2 separate regions of the Homo sapiens genome follow, and region 2 is linked to region 1. A link is a loop called in an ENCODE intact Hi-C map of the cell type or tissue named here. Cell type or tissue: GM12878. All regions are shown on one strand. Each heading gives the region's core, and the rest is flanking DNA. Links, peaks and the distances in the headings are about the cores only.

Region 1 (8,332 bases), core at 93-8,092:
TTACTTTGTTTTAGGTGTGATAATTATAATATAGTTGTGCTTTTTTTTAAAGAGTCATTATATTTTAGAAATACCTACTGAAATATTTTGCATGAAATGATATATCTTGTTTTACTTCAAGGTAACTGAGGGAGGGAGGAATTAGATAAACGTATATATAAATAATACATGACAATGTATTGGTAACTGTTGAATTATGTGAAGGCTATGGGAGGAATTATTATAATATTCTCTCTACTTTTTATATATTTTTCAGCTGGGCATGGTGGCTCACACCTGTAATCCCAGCACTTCGGGAGGCCCAGGTGGGCGGATCACCTGAGGTCAGGAGTTTGAAACCAGCCTGAGCAACATGGTGAAACCCCATCTCTACTACAAATACAAAAATTAGCTGGGTGTGGTGGCTTGCATCTGTAATTCCAGCTACTAGGGAGGCAGAGGAAGAAGAACTCCTTGAACCTGGGAGGTGGAGGTTGTGGTGAGCCAAAATCACATCACTGCACTTCAGCCTGGGCAAAAAAGCAAGACTCTATCTCAAATATATATATATTTTTTTTTCAATAAAAAGCTAGAAAAATTGGAGAGGTATATCAGGCTGTTCTTGCATTGCTATGAATAAAGAAAAGATGTTTAATTGGCTCATGGTTCTGCAGGCTGCAGAGGAAGATACACAGGTATCTGCTTCTGGGGAGGCCTCAGGAAGCTTCCAGTCATGGTAGAAGGTAAAGAGGGAGCAGATGTCTCACACGGTGGGAGCAGGAGCAGGGGGCGGGGAGGTGCCACACGCACTTTTAAACGACCGGATCTTGAGAGAACTCACTCACCGTCACGAGAATAGCACCAAAGGAATGGTGCTAAACCACGCATGAGATATCCTCTCCCGTGACTCAGGCCCCACCTCCAACAATGAGGATCACATTTCAACATGAGATTTGGGCGGGGACACAGATCCAAACCACCCAAACAGAGGCAATAAAGACTACCTAGTCTAACTGTCTTGACGCTGCCTGAACCCCCTTGGTGGAATGACAATTACATAAAAGCCTGAACTCATTCATTCTCCCACTCTCTTAAACTTATTATTCTTTCAAAGTTTAGTTTATTTGTTTGTTTGTTTGTTTGAGTAAACTATCATGGTGGAGAAAAGAAAGCTTAATTTCCTTGGGAACACTGTCTTGGAATGGGAAATCTTTTTGTTATATGGCATTGTAAAGCTTAAATCTTTCACATGTAAAAATTATGTAGCCCTCGTTTTTCATTTTCAGGGGAAGCATAAAGACTTCATGATCCATTTAGACTTAATTTAACCTGACATAAATAAATGCTGAAATGTTTCATTATGAGTTAAGTTGAAATATAGTCTAAATTTATTTTTTATATTCATTAATTTTAATTTTAATTTTTTTTGTTGTTGTTTTTGAGACAGAGTCTTGCTCTGTCGCCCAGGCTGGAGTGCAGTGGTGTGATCTTGGCTCATTGCAACCTCTGCCTCCTGGGTTCAAGCAATTCTCCTGCCTCAGCCTCCTGAGTAGTTGGGATTACGGGCGTGCACCATCACACCTGGCTAATTTTTGTATTTTTAGTAGATACAGGGTTTCCCATGTTGGCCAAGCTGGTCTCGAACTCCTGACCTCAAGTGCTCCGCCCACCTCTGCCTCCCAAAGTGCTGGGATTACAGGTGAGCCACCGCACCTGGCCTATAGTCTCAATTGATAAGTTAATTGTAAAACTCTGGGAATAACTCACTGTAGAAAGGTCTTCAGTATGAACTAAATTTTAAAAACTCTTTTATCTGAGCACATTGGTGTTATTTGGCTTTGCAACCATCATTCTTATTTCTCATTTACTGACTGTCGATTACATACAGGTCTAAGGGAAGAATAATGTGCCTGATTAATTAATTAAAGGCAGTTATTAAAAGAAAACAATATAATGCCAAGCATAATGGTGCCGGGTTGGACCCCTGGGCTCCTTTACCTCGGGCCCAGTAACTATCATCTATAAGCCTCAGTGTACTCAGGTGGAAAATGGAGGCAATTTCAGTCCCTACCTTCCACAAAGCTGTGAGAGATTCCATGTAATAATACATTCCTGGCACATAGAATATGCTCTACATGTACTAGCTCTTATTCATTCCTGGGATCCCTGTGTGTATTATAACGATAATATGGGCTGGGTATGGTGGCTCATGCCTGTAATTCCAGGACTTTGGGAGGCCAAGGCAAGAGGATAGCTTGAGATCAGGAGGTTGAGGCTGCAGTGAGCTAGGATTGATGCCACTGCACTCCGGCCTGGGCAACAGAGTGAGACCCTGCCACAAACAAACAAACAAACAAACAAACAAACAATCAAACAAAAAAAAGATAATACAGGCACCATGCAGCAGCTATAGAGAATGTGGAAGACACGGCCCAGGCTTCTGGTTATCATCTGAGTTGAAGAGCAAGAGCTCACTCTGCACGGCACTTGCTATGTCTGAGGTCATGTGTGACGAGGTGAGAAACTGCGTCCTGAGCGGCCTCCAGCACCAATCAGCCACACCAAGCCTGCAAGTCCCTGAAAGGAGACTTTTGTTTAAAATGAAATTCCACATGTTTCAGGGCAGGAAATTGAAATAGTGTCTCTGAAAATGATGAAAAGAAGGGATTTTAAACATGCACATATGTACATACTTTAGGTAGCAGTAAAGATACTTTTAGTCACAGAAGCTTACCAAATTTTAAGGACTGCAACATTTTTTAAAGGAGGATACCAAAAATGTGTCTGGACCTCTCCCTTTAAGTAAACGTAATTGGGAGCACCTCTTCTGGCTGAATGTGACCTTCGCATACAATTTTGTTTGCCTTTCCAACGGTTCTCAGCGTTTGTCTTTCTTAACTGCAGGAGGAGTAGGAAGCTATTGTCATTCTAGATGCCCATCGTTTGTTTTTCCAACGTCTTGTAAGAGAGAATATACTTCAGGATGGTTAATACTTACGATGTTCCCGGTTTGTAGGCTCCATCAGCTTTGCCATGTAGGTGGGGACTTCTTTTGGGAATTCTCAACATTGACCCAGTGGCCAATAATAGATATGCTGAGCATGTCTACAAATGCAGCTTTTATCATTTATGGCCAGAATATGTTTACGTTCTTTTAATATCTGGTTGATTCCTAGTGAAAAGCATTTTATGCATATGTGAATGCAAAACATAACAAAAAAGTGTATAATGCAATCCACTCATTAAAAGAAAGCCCAGCTGAAGTAAGAACAGGAACAGGTCTATGTCCTTGGCAAGTTTGCCAACCTTCCCATTAAGGAATCTCTTCGGATTACGTTTTAGTTCGAAATCTTAAATGCTGATTCGGGGACATGTCACACAAGTTGTTAGAGAAAGCGTTGGTTTTATTATTCAAAGAATATTGAGTTTTGGAAATGACACATAGACACAAATGACACAAATGACAATTGACCAACTAGTTTGCCTTGCATTTTTTTTTTTTTTTTTTTTGAGACGGACTTTTTCACTCCTGTTGCCCAGGCTGGAGTGCAATGGCACTATCTCAGCTCACTGCAACCTCCGCCTCCCTGGTTCAAGCGATTCTCTTGCCTCAGCCTCCCGAGTAGCTGGGATTACAGGCATGCGCCACCACACGCGGCCAATTTTGTATTTTTAGTAAAGACGGGGTTTCTCCACGCTGGTCAGGCTGGTCTCGAACTCCTGACCCCAGGCGATCCGCCCGCCTCAGCCTCCCAAAGTTCTGGGACTACAGGCATGAGCCACCGCGCCCGGCTGCCTTGCATTTTTATTTTAATTTTGTAAAATGTATTAAAACGTAGATGATGTTAATTGCCAATTATTATCTCTTTTCATTTTCTAAAGTGGTTGACGCTGCTGTCGAAGTTGGATGATATTGCTCACGGAGGAGGCTTCTGAGAAGGGCATAAATGGGTTTTAAAAAAGCAGTGAATTGGAATGGGAATGGCAGATAAAGAGAAACACATTTTCTGCATTTTCTAATGATTACTCACATAGTTGAGCCTTGCACGTTATATTTATTAGAACGACCACCCCCCATTTAGTTTTCCTTTGAAGAGTCTTTCTTGTAAACCGTGGGTGCGTGTGTGTTTGCGTCCCGATCTGCCAGGGCTGGGCGCCAAGTGCAAAGTGCGCAGCCGCGAAGTGGAGTCGGCGCCGGCGGGAGCGCGGGGCTCAGGGCCAGGGCCCGCCTCCAGGGGGCGGTGTGCGCCCCCGGCGCTGGAGCAGCCGCGTTTCGGGGACCCGGGCAGGCGTGGGGGGCTGCGCTGAGCTCCAGGCCTCCTGCAGGTAGGGATGCTTTGCTGACAGATTCGGGCGTCCTCCCCTGAACGAATGTCCTGGCGGGGCGTGCCCAGCCACCATCCAGCTTCAGAGGCAATGGCCGGGCGTCGTGAGAAGGGGAGGGAGAAGGAAGCGGAAGAGAGAGAGTTGGAAAGACTAGAGGAAGAGGTGGCCACGTCTTTTGCCATCCCAGCTTTAAACTGCAGTGTTTAAGGCCTCGTCTGCCCTGCTAAGGTCACCGAACTTTTTACTTTATGTGAAAAGTGCTTCCCAAGGGAGGCACAGGGACTCCGGTTCTGAAACCGATTAATGGTCTTAGAGCCCCCAGTAAGCCGTTACCAAAGTGTCCGGGTCACAGTTGCAGAGGAAGTGAGAAGCGTGTTCGACCTCATTTGAAACGGCTTCACAGAGGGTAAACCTCAAGTTGATTTTGTAAAAAGGAAAGCCTGTGGTTTGGCCGAGAAGAATAAATAATATATTCTAGATCCACGTGTAGTGACTTGGTTTGGGAAAAAAGAATCCACAGGGAGAGGAACAGCGCAGAGGGTTCTGTGGTCTATCGCCCAGGCTGGCTTGCAGAGAACGGAATTCAATCTAGTTAGTTTAAGCAGAAAGGGATTTGCGGCAGGATATTAAGTGGTTTACAGACTCTTTGGGAAGACTGAAGGATCAGATTCCAGACTGATCTTTTAAGAACACGACCCAAAGCCACCCTGAAGAACTAAAGAATCTAATGCCCCTCCTCGAATTCAGCAGACACCAGTGGCGTAGGGAAACGGTGGCCACAGCTGCTAGCCCCAGAACCATGCCACCTGCCCGGGTCGGAAACCACCATGACAGGCAATTGATATAGTCAAGAAACTCCCCCAAGCCGAAAGCTACTGCTAGTGCTGCCAACTCTAAAACCGTGACACCCCTGGCATAACCCACACCAGCAAATAGGTTCCCTGGGCAGTGCTTTTTAATACTCCACAAAGCCAGTAAGTAGACACTGAGACCTCTCCTCCCGCTTTCAGAGCGAAACCAGGTACCTTCACAATGGTGCTTGTCAGCAGAATATTAGAAACATGCCTTCCTAATCTCGCACTAATTCTCCTGAATAGTGGAATCTAAATCACCGTAGAACCCTAGATGCAAGGGAGTTGGGGAAATATAGTAAAAACTCCAGCGTCCCAGCTCCTACAATACATGAAGGCATGCTAGGATGATGTCAGCATGGTTGCTGGTGACTCAATCCGCAGTTCCCATCACAGTCCTCCACCTGGTTACTCAACTCCCATGCACTCCTCTCTTCTCATACGTACACTTCCAAATGGCAATGATTCCCCCTGCAGTAAAACATGGAACTCACTTTCTTCCCAAAATGGGGAAGTGCCATGAGCCACTGCATCCTGCTGTCACGGAGGTTCTATGTTCTAGATTCTGTCCTGGTGTTCATTCGAGTTCAGTCATAATCCTCCCTTGATATCTTATAACCCGTAGACCTAATTATAAAGTCACATCTTATATAAAACACATCCAATATAAAATGTTAAGGGAAACGGGGAGGACAAATATAAATTGACTAGGATAGAGAAAAGAAGGAAAACAATGCTATTACAGTCCTCATTTTTCCAAGGCTTGTGAGTCTGAGGTTGGACTGTTGAGCATCCTTGCTTTATCCTGGCATGTATTTCCTTTCACCATATCCGGCGCCTCTGCTGGTTAGTGCTCTTTATCTAGTGGAGCAATCTAAGTCTTTTTTCCTGAGAGGTCCTATTTCTGTGTGGTCTTTCTTGTATTGAGATGCTGTAGTCTTCCACCAACTCTGTGATTGGACATACAGCCTTGCCTATGATTTTCCTTGAGGGGTTCTGCAGTGGCATATTCTGGCAGTGGTATGTTCAGTCTTACATTTTTAAAATAAGACCTAACATTTTAAAATAAGACACCATCGTATCCTGATTGGCTATGGATGCTTCCAGCACTATTAGATCTGTTACGGATCCAAGTGGTGGTAAAGCTGCTTGCACATGGCCTGAAATTTTTGTTTTTGTTTTTTAAGACAGTCTCTCTCTGTCACCCAGGCTGGAGTGGCACAGTGGTGCAACCATACCTCACTGCAGCCTTCAACTCCTGGGGCTCAAGAAATCCTCTTGCCTCAGCATCCTGAGAAGCTAGGACTATAGGTGTATGCCACCATGCACCCAGCTAATTAAAAAAAATTTTTTTTGAGACAGAGTCATGGTTTTTTTTTGCCCAGGCTTGTCTTGAACTTCTGGGTTCAAGCGATCCTACTGCCTTGGCCCTCACAAAGTGCTGGGATTATAGGCATGAGCTACCATGCCTGGCCTGCCCTGGGATTTTCTCAAAGCTGGCAGACTAATGGGTTATTCAGAATATGGGTCAGAGCTGCACACACACCCACATACACACACACACACACACACACACACACACAGTACATATTGGTTCCCCAATCCAGAGTCGTATCAAGTGCTATAGCTCTTTATTAGCAGTAGGGGGTGCAAGATTCAGAGAGATATCCCATCGCTCACCAGATCACTGGGCACAGCAATTCTGCTGAGAGAGCAGGTTCTTGAATTCTTGTGACACAACATTCCACTCTTTGGCACACATGTAGGCACATAATGTACTTGTTTCCGCTCACTAGGTGCAATAAGAATCGTATTACTAATGTGGTGTCCTCTGGAATGGTCACATGAACACAGTTCCCTGCAGATGTAATTGGGAGAGAAGGCACAGTCCTGACACAGGGTAAGACTGTGGAGGTGTATTGCTGTCCCTACCAGGTAAAATAATATTGCTTCTGGTGGTTTTATTGGGAAAGAGACAACACATTTACCAAACTGATAGCTGCATATTGGGTGCTGGGGGCTGTGTTGATTTGCTACAGTCATAAAACTATGTCTAGAACAAAAGCTGCAATGGAAGCCATCTATTGACTAAATTAACAGTGAACCCTTATTATCCTCCAACAGCCATATGTGTTCTACATAGGTGAAGCAGGGGAGTTAAGTGGCCGTAATAGGAAATGTCATCTCTACATCTTTTTTGTTTGTTTGTTTTGTTTTTTTTTTTAGACAGAGTCTTACTCTGTCGCCCAGGCTGGGGGGCAGTGGCGTGATCTTGGCTCACTACAAGCTCTGCCTCCTGGGTTCATCCCATTCTCCTCCTCAGCCTCCCGAGTAGCTGGAACTACAAGTGCCCGCCACCAAGCCCGGCTAATTTTTTGTATTTTTAGTAGAGACAGGGTTTCACTGTGTTAGCCAGGATGGTCTTGATCTCCTGACCTCATGATCCACCTGCCTCGGCCTCCCAAAGTGCTGGGATTACAGGCATGAGCCACCACGCCCGGCCATCTCTACATCTTTCAAGTCTTTGGCAGTTCATTCAGGGATGTGATGTTGCTTTTGATAACTCTTGATAGGAAGAAGTGGTTCCAGGGTTTTCCACTTGCTCCTTCTTACCTAAATAGTCCTCACTTCCTGGGCCAGGGATGAGTGTGGGGATTCTGTAGCTGGGTGTTTCTGCATACATTCATAGAGTTTCTGCATAGAGAGTGCTCTGCATTCAGAAACCCAGGAAATGCTACAGGATAAGTTTATAGACCTACAAGGTACATCATGAGAAGCACGTGAGCCAAAACTCCACTTATCACTTGACTCCTATAACCCCAACTCTGAAAGCAGAGTTCAAGCAACTGTTGCGTCACCTCTTGCTACAGAGCACCAGGGTCCCACCTTCTGATGTGAATGAGACCTCCTGTGCTTCAAGCCCAGCCAAGTCAGATAACTTAGTGGTCTTCAAATTTTTTTCTGCATACACTCCTGAAGACAATTTAGAAAAAATTTAGAAAAATAATGTACCCTTCACCCACTTTTTTTTTTTCTGAGATGGAGTCTCACTTTGTTGCCAGGATAGAGTGCAGTGGCAGGATCTTGGCTTACTGCAACCTCTGCCTCCTGGGTTCGAGCAATTCCCCTGCCTCAGCCTCCCAAGTAGCTGGGACTACAGGCATGCGCCACCACTC
Region 2 (8,332 bases), core at 142-8,141, 120 kb after region 1:
CTTTAACTTAGCATTTCCCAAATGCTCCTTTTCCACAACAGCAATTAACATAAATGAACAGAAGTAAAGAATTAACTCCGCAGAACACACTTTGAGGAAGATCCATCTACATAACATGTGGGACCCAGTGTGTCAAACAAAAATGTAAGGCCCTTTGTTCAAAAACTATTGGCCAGTTGCAGTGGCTCACGCCTGTCATCTCAGCACTTTGGGAGGCCAAGGCGGGTGGATCATGAGGTCAGGAGTTCGAGACCAGCCTGGCCAACATGGTGAAACCCCGTCTCTACTAAAAATACAAAAATTAGCCAGGTGTGGTGGCGGGCACCTGTAATCCCAGCTACTTGGGAGACTGAGGCAGGAGAATGGCTTGAGCCAAGGAGATGGAGGTTGCGGTGAGCCGAGATCGCGCCATTGCACTCCAACCTGGGCGACAGAGGAAGACTCCATCTCAAAAATAAAATAAAATAATAGAAATAAAATAAAATTATTAAGCACTTTGAGACAGTAACAGGAGAGCATTAAATGGAATTTGGGGGCGGAGGGCTTCTAAACTTGGGCCTTATGTGACTGAATGGGTGTTGCCCTCCTGAAGCTGGCCCTGCATTGGGGAATGTTTACAATTATAAAGAATTGTGACTGGGAAATCCAAACCAGCAGAACTGTGGGATAGAGCCAGATTGGTCACTTCCAAAGCCTTGCTATATTTTTTACAACTTCACATTCTTGCCAGAGGTTAGAGCCTTGAACTCGTAGTCCAGAGGATGGCGATGTCCATCATCCGCCAGTGTCCCCTTGGGCCCTTTTGTAGTCCTTTCCTCTCACCCCTCCCTGCTCCAGTCCCCTCCTCCAAACTTTCTCTCTCTGAAGATTGGTTCTCATTTTCTAAAATTTCATAAAAGTAGAACCAGGCAGTATGATTCTTTTGGGTCAGGCTTCTTCTGCCCAGCAAATTATTTGAAGATGTGGCTCTGTGGCATGTGGCATGTATTCAATAATTCATTGCTCTTTTTTTTTTTTTTTTTGAGTCTCACTCTGTCACCCAGGTGTAAGTACAATGGTGTGATCTCGGCTCACTGCAACCTCTGCCTCCCGGGTTTAAGTGACTCTCCCGCTTCAGCCTCCCAAGTAGCTGGGATTACAGGCACCCACCATCATGCCCAGACAATTTTTGTAAAGATGAGGTTTTACCATGTTGGCCAAGCTGGTCTTGAACTCCTGACTTCAGGTGATCCACCCTCCTTGGCCTCGAAAAGTGCTGGGATTAGAGGCATGAGCCACCGTGCCCAGCCCAGTTCATTGCTTTTTATTGCTGAGTGGTGTCCCATTGAATGGATGCTACTCAATGCATTTATCCTTGAGATTGTGTTTCCACATCTACCCATTGATGGATATGTAAGTTGTTTCCAGTTTGGAGCTCTTACAAATGAAGCTGCTATGAGCCTTCCTGGGTAAGTCTTTGTGTGGTCACATATTTTCAGTTTTGGAGGGTAAAAAGTTAACAATGGACTGTCTGGGTGGGAAGGTGGGCGTATATTTGAATTTTAAAGAAACTGCCAACTCTTTTCTCGAGTGACGGCAGCATTTCTCATTTCCGTCACAGTGTCTGCGAAGTCCGGTTCCTCCGCCTCCTCGTCAACACTGGCTGTGGCCAGGCTATTTAGTTAGCCATTCTGAAAGGAGGGCGGTGGTCACTTACTGTGGCTTGAATTTGTATTTCTTTTTCTTTTTAATTTTATTTTTCATTGAGATAAAATATACACATAAAATTTATCATCTTTACCATTTTTAATTGTACAGCTCGGTGGTAATAATTCCATTTTAACTTGTATTTCTCTAGTGACCAAAGCTGTTGAACATCTTTTCAGTGTATATCTTTGGTCCATTTTTAAAAAATTGGGTTTTTAAAAAAATGATGAATGAGTTTGGAGAACACTTTATATATGCTGCAAGCAAGTCCTTTATCAGATACTCAATTCTCTGTGGATGAAGATTCCATCACAGGCCAGGTGCAGTGGATGCAGGAGTGAAGAAAACCAGCAAAAGTGCGTGCCTGGAGGGAACTTACTGGAATAAGAGGACGGGGTACATGTGGCGGGAAAGGTAAAGGTGGAGGGGTTAGGGGATCAGGCAGACGCTGCACACCAGAGGGCTGGGTACATGCAGGGTAAAGGCTGGGTGGGGGGAGCAGGTGGCTGCTCTGAGGCATGCAGGTGGGAGGCAGGGAGCCTGGCACACGGGGATAAGGGGCCCGGCCAGTGGGAAGTTTGCTGTAGCAGCCCAGGGAGGAGCAGGAGAAGGGAGGGAAGAGGGCAGAGAGGTGACGCCCAGAGGGCTGCAGTAGGGTGCTCCAGGGCAGCTCAGGCTAGTCCCCGTAGGTAAAACCAGGCCCCTAGGGTTCCCCTGAGTGAGACGGGAGGCCCCTGGAGGGGCCGAAGCCGGGACGAGAGGATGTGTAGCCACCGGAGGCTGGGAGACCTGGAGGAGGCTGCAGCCCTGACCCCGGCTTGGCCAGGGTGGTGGGCGTGCTGGAGAAGCATGTTTGGACAGAGGTCTGTTCTGATGGATCAGAGGTGGTGTGTGAGAGAAGGAGGTCACAGTGGAGCTCAGGGCTTTGGATCAGGGCCAGTGAGGGCTCGGGGTCGTGGTGCTCTGCGGGGTTGTGGGAGGATCAGGCTTTTGCATGGAAGATCAGGAGTTTAATTCTGGACGTGCTTCATCTAGGGTAATCTATGGGACAGGAACAGAGGTGCCAGGTAGGCAGGTGATTAAGGCGTTGGGGGAGAGCAACACGTTTGGGAGTGATTAGCATAGCGACTGTTTTGAAAGGCAGGAGCTGGGTGGGATGAGAGGAGAGAGGCTTGGTGCGCTCTAGTGCTTATTGATTAATGAGAGGAAACAGCAGGGGAGACCTGAGGGACGAGGAGCAAGCGAGGAGAGGTGAGTCCTGGAGGCCAGAAAGGAGGGGTCTCTAGGAGGGAGTTGCCGAGAGCCTGCATCAGGTGCCCTGAGAAATCAAAGGAGCTGAGGACTCAGAATGGAAAGGGGCGGAGGTGGGGTGGGGGTGGGGGTGGGGTGGGGGGACTGCCTTTTTATTTAGATGGGAGAAGTTGCCAGAATGTGTGTGTGTGTGTGTGTTGATGGGAATGGAGACCCGAAGGGCAGCCCCGGTGTGAGGCACCCAGCACGGCCCGAGCTCTGACACTGGCAGCCCCTGGGCTCTGAGATTCTTTCCAACCTGTGCTCATTTTTCCAGGCCCAAGACACCGTGCCAGAGACAGCACGAGAAACAATGAAGTCCTTCAGAGGCACAAACTCCCTGCCCAACTGAGATCACTGCCTCTCTCCACCTGCAGCCCCCACATGCGCGGTCCTAGACACCCAGGCCCACACTGCACCTAATGTCCTCACTTTCCCCCCGGGGATAGTTCTTACAATTTAAGGGGAAGATGGTTCTGGGGCCGGTGCAGACTGCGGGCTGCGTCTCCACCTGTTGCCCTGCAGCTTGCCGTGTGGCCAGGCCAGAGTGGATGCTCCAGAGCCTTTGCTGAGTGAATCCAAGACTTGCTTTAAAAACAGACTTTCTTCATTTAAGCTCTGATTTGGACAAATACATCCAAGAAACAGCACACTATCAAAACGAATTTCCACACAGCAATGTAAAAACACAGCACAGAAAAATGACAACAGCCTGAGGCCAGAACAAAGACTCCTAGAAACATCTTCATACAACTTAAAATTGGGAGGCTGGGTGCGGTGGCTCATGCCTGTAATCCTAGCACTTTGGGAGGCTGAGATGGAAGGATCTCTTGAGGCCAGGAGTTTGAGATCAGCCTGGTCAACATAGTGAGATCCACCCCATCTCTTAAAAAAACAATTTTAAATTAGGAAATAAGAGAAGTCGAACTTGCCATTTAATGGTGATGAGCATGGAGGGGATACTTTTCCTCGCAGACTGTTTCATTTTCTGGCTGTGATAAAGCCAACACTTGCTTTTTCTGATCACCAGGACGGGGGTGCTCTTGCAGTGCCCACGTCAGGGGGAGTTTTTGGTGTGAGACAGCGTCCAGACTCTTCACTGAAATTCAAGTGCTGAAAGGACTTTCTAAGCCTCAGAGGGAAGTGGAGATGAGATGAGAATCTGACTTTTGCCCCAGTATTTGGCTTGCAAAGATGGAATGTTCCTTTGTGGACTCTGAGAATGCTGTATTAATGTGGAGGTAGAGCTGTTAGGGCCAACGCTAAGAGCTCCCAGTAGAGGGACAGGCTCGCTTTAGAGAAACTCTGTGTCATATGAGTTTTGTCCATGAGATGGCGGTGTCGTATCATAAAAGAAACCTTCCCTTTTAACTATTGCTCTGAAAAACCCGGTAACAACTTTTTAAAAAAAGGCATCTTGCTCCCCCATATCCTGCCTCCCTTGTCTTCTAACCTGGAGTTTTGAGAGGCTCCTGGCTTTCTTCCAACGTTTACATTACACACGTTCTCTTGAATCTAGGTGTCTGCAAAGTATGTGTTCCCTACCATTAGGGCAATGCCTTCTCTGCTGCTGTTTTGTGTCTGAGGCTAATCTTGTCTATCTGCCCTCATGAACATAATTCTGGAGAGCGGGGGGCGGGCAGAGGCTCTGCTGTGGCGTCTAGAGCTGCAGACTTCTCTGCACCCTCCGGGCCCACTGGCGGAGGTGCCCAGATGCCATCAGAGTGAGTCTTTTAGTCCCAGCACCCCTCCAGGAGCTAAGGGGGACCTCTCCTTCCCCTCTCGGGAACAGGTCCACCCTGCAACCACAGATTGCTTTTTTCTTTATTTTTTATTGTGGCCACATAACATAAAATTTGGCATTTTAACCATTTTGAAGTGTGCAGTTTAGTGGCATTAAGTACATTCACACTCTTGTGCAACCATCACCACTACCCATCTCCAAAACTCTTTTCATTTTGTAAATAAATCTCTGCACTGATTAAAGACTAGCTCCCATTCCCCCTCTCCCCAGCCCCTGGCAATCCTTATTCTACTCTCCATCTCCATGAACCTGACTCCTCTGGATACCTCGTATGAGTGGAACCACACAGTATTTATCTGTTCTGAGACCGACTTGCTTTACTGAGCATGATGTTCTCAAGGTTCATCCATGCCGTTGCACGTCTCAGGATTTCCTTCCTTTCTAAAGTTGACTCACACTGCATTGTATGGATGGACGGCCTCTTGTTTGTCCAGTCATCTGCTGATGGACGCCAGGCTGGTTGCACTCCTTGACATTGTAAATAACACTCTTATAAACATGGGAGGCAAATATCTATCCAAGACCCTGCTGTGAATTCTTTTGTGGATGTCCCAGATGGAATTGCTAGGTCAGATGATAATTCTAGGTTACATTTTTTTTTTTTTGAGACAAGGTCTCACTCTGTCGCCCAGGCTGGAGTGCAGTAGTGTGATCTCGGCTCACTGCAACCTCCACCTTCCCAGCTCAAGCAATTCTCCTGCCTTAGCCTCACAAGCAGATGGGATTACAGGTGCATGCCACCACACCCAGCTAGTTTTGTATTTTTAGTAGAGATGGGGTTTCGCCATGTTGGACAGGCTGGTCTCCAACTCCTGACCTCAGGTGATCCGCCCGCTTCAGCCTCCCAAAGTGCTGGGATTACAGGCGTGAGCCACCATGGCCGGCCTCTAGGTTACCTTTTTTGAGTAATCACTGTATAGTTTTCCGCGGCAGCTGCCCAGGGGTTCCAGTTTCTCCACATCCTCACCATCACTGTTCAGTGCATCCTTTTAAGCATTGCTAGGCACATACACCCAGGCTAACATGGAAGAAGAGCTTCCCAGCAGCTTCTTACAGTTCCTGTTGATGTGTATTAATAGGATACCTGCCTTATATTTCCCAGACATTTGGAACATTATCCCTATTAATCAACTCTCCTTCCACTTCCCTCTTTACAACATGGTCATTTTAAATAAAACTACACCAAACTCCTTGTCAGGGAAGCATTATAGAGTTATTTAGTTTCATCTTTGAAAGAAGATGAGGCATAGGAAAGGAGTAACTTTCAAATGTTAACTTATTGATTCTCTAAGCAAAATGGTGAGGTGAGTTTCATAGTCCCAGGTTTTCAGATGAGGAGAAGGAAGTCCAGAGAGGTTAGTGCTCATGTGGGCAGGAGCAGGGGTGTGAATGAATCACAGAAGATTGGCATAGATAATGGTTCATCTATATTATCAGAAAAGCCAGGCTCTGAATTTTAAGTTTTGGGTTTTTTCCCCCTCATTATAAGAATTCTACGGGGCTGGGTGTGGTGGCTCATACCTGTAATCGTAGTGCTTTGGGAGGCTGAGGCAGGAGAATCGCTTCAGGACAGGAGTTCGAGACCAGTGTAGGCAAGATATTGAGACCCCCGATTTCTACATAAAAAAAAAAATTGCTGGGGGGAGGAGCCAAGATGGCCGAATAGGAACAGCTCCGGTCTACAGCTCCCAGCGTGAGCAACGCAGAAGATGGGTGATTTCTGCATTTCCATCTGAGGTACCAGGTTCATCTCACTAGGGAGTGCCAGACAGTGGGTGCAGGTCAGTGGGTGCACGCACCGTGCGCGAGCCGAAGCAGGGCGAGGCATTGCCTCACTTGGGAAGCGCAAGGGGTCAGGGAGTTCCCTTTCCTGGTCAAAGAAAGGGGTGAAAGACGGCACCTGGAAAATCAGGTCACTCCCACCCGAATACTGTGCTTTTCCGACGGGCTTAAAAAACGGCGCACCAGGAGATTATATCCCGCACATGGCTCGGAGGGTCCTGCGCCCACGGAGTCTTGCTGATTGCTAGCACAGCAGTCTGAGATCAAACTGCAAGGCGGCAGCGAGGCTGGGGGAGGGGCACCCGCCATTGCCCAGGCTTGCTTAGGTAAACAAAGCAGCCGGGAAGCTCGAACTGGGTGGAGCCCACCACAGCTCAAGGAGGCCTGCCTGCCTCTGTAGGCTCCACCTCTGGGGGCAGGTCACAGACAAACAAAAAGACAGCAGTAACCTATGCAGACTTAAATGTCCCTGTCTGACAGCTTTGAAGAGAGCAGTGGTTCTCCCAGCACGCAGCTGGAGATCTGAGAACTGGCAGACTGCCTCCTCAAGTGGATCCCTGACCCCTGACCCCCGAGCAGCCTAACTGGGAGGCACCCCCCAGTAGGGACAGACTGACACTTCACATGGCCGGGTACTCCTCTGAGACAAAACTTCCAGAGGAACGATCAGACAGCAGCATTCGCGGTTCACGAAAAACTGCTGTTCTACAAACACCGCTGCTGATACCCAGGCAAACAGGGTCTGTAGTGGACCTCTAGCAAACTCCAACAGACCCGCAGCTGAGGGTCCTGTCTGTTAGAAGGAAAAGTAACAAACAGAAAGGACATCCACACCAAAAACCCATCTGTACATCACCATCATCAAAGACCAAAAGTAGATAAAACCACAAAGATGGGGAAAAAACAGAGCAGAAAAGCTGGAAACTCTAAAAAGCAGAGCATCTCTCCTCCTCCAAAGGAACGCAGTTCCTCACCAGCAATGGAACAAAGCTGGACGGAGAATGACTTTGACGAGTTGAGAGAAGAAGGCTTCAGACGATCAAACTACGAGCTACAGGAGGAAATTCAAACCAAAGGCAAAGAAGTTAAAAACTTTGAAAAAAATTTAGACGAATGTATAACTAGAATAACCAATGCAGAGAAGTGCTTAAAGGAGCTGATGGAGCTGAAAGTCAAGGCTCGAGAACTACGTGAAGAATGCAGAAGCCTCAGGAGCCGATGCGATCAACTGGAAGAAAGGGTATCAGTGATGGAAAATGAAATGAAGCAAGAAGGGAAGTTTAGAGAAAAAAGAATAAAAAGAAATGAACAAAGCCTCCAAGAAATATGGGACTATGTGAAAAGACCAAATCTACGTCTGATTGGTGTACCTGAAAGTGACGGGGAGAATGGAACCAAGTTGGAAAACACTCTGCAGGATATAATCCAGGAGAACTTCCCCAACCTAGCAAGGCAAGCCAACATTCAAATTCAGGAAATACAGAGAATGCCACAAAGATACTCCTCAAAAAGAGCAACTCCAAGACACATAATTGTCAGATTCACCAAAGTTGAAATGAAGGAAAAAATGTTAAGGGCAGCCAGAGAGAAAGGTCGGGTTACCCACAAAGGGAAGCCCATCAGACTAACAGCGGATCTCTTGGCAGAAACTCTACAAGCCAGAAGAGAGTGGGGGCCAATATTCAACATTCTTAAAGAAAAGAATTTTCAACCCAGAATTTCATATCCAGCCAAACTAAGCTTCGTAAGTGAAGGAGAAATAAAATACTT

Evidence for each region. Hi-C counts contacts between places; a loop is a spot of excess contacts. Peaks named below come from ENCODE experiments on the same cell type or tissue, not always from the same donor. Only the 100,000 strongest peaks of a DNase experiment are listed, where the experiment ranks them.
Region 2: a loop joins it to region 1, with 2.6 times the contacts of the local background. A loop is called at or near these places in 1 of 110 quality-filtered maps.

What each region holds. Positions count from the first base shown.
Region 1 is chr6:1,551,105-1,559,436 of GRCh38, reverse strand. LOC102723944 (a long non-coding RNA gene) reads left to right here and starts at 4,211. Exons shown (of 7, transcript XR_427861.4): 1 at 4,211-4,305; 2 at 6,953-7,091. It overlaps LOC107986555 (a long non-coding RNA gene), which reads left to right. Exons shown (of 2, transcript XR_007059403.1): 2 at 257-579. In GM12878, for the core only: CTCF peaks have their summits at 4,201 (motif pointing right) and 6,788 (motif pointing right); a DNase peak (open chromatin) is centred at 4,606; H3K27ac peaks cover 612 bases; H3K27me3 peaks cover 202 bases.
Region 2 is chr6:1,432,838-1,441,169 of GRCh38, reverse strand. No RefSeq gene overlaps it. Among named protein-coding and RNA genes, the nearest start is that of MIR6720, 47 kb to the right of the region's middle. RefSeq lists enhancers at 2,899-3,863, 6,741-7,411. In GM12878, for the core only: a CTCF peak has its summit at 4,294 (motif pointing right); a DNase peak (open chromatin) is centred at 4,289; H3K27me3 peaks cover 424 bases.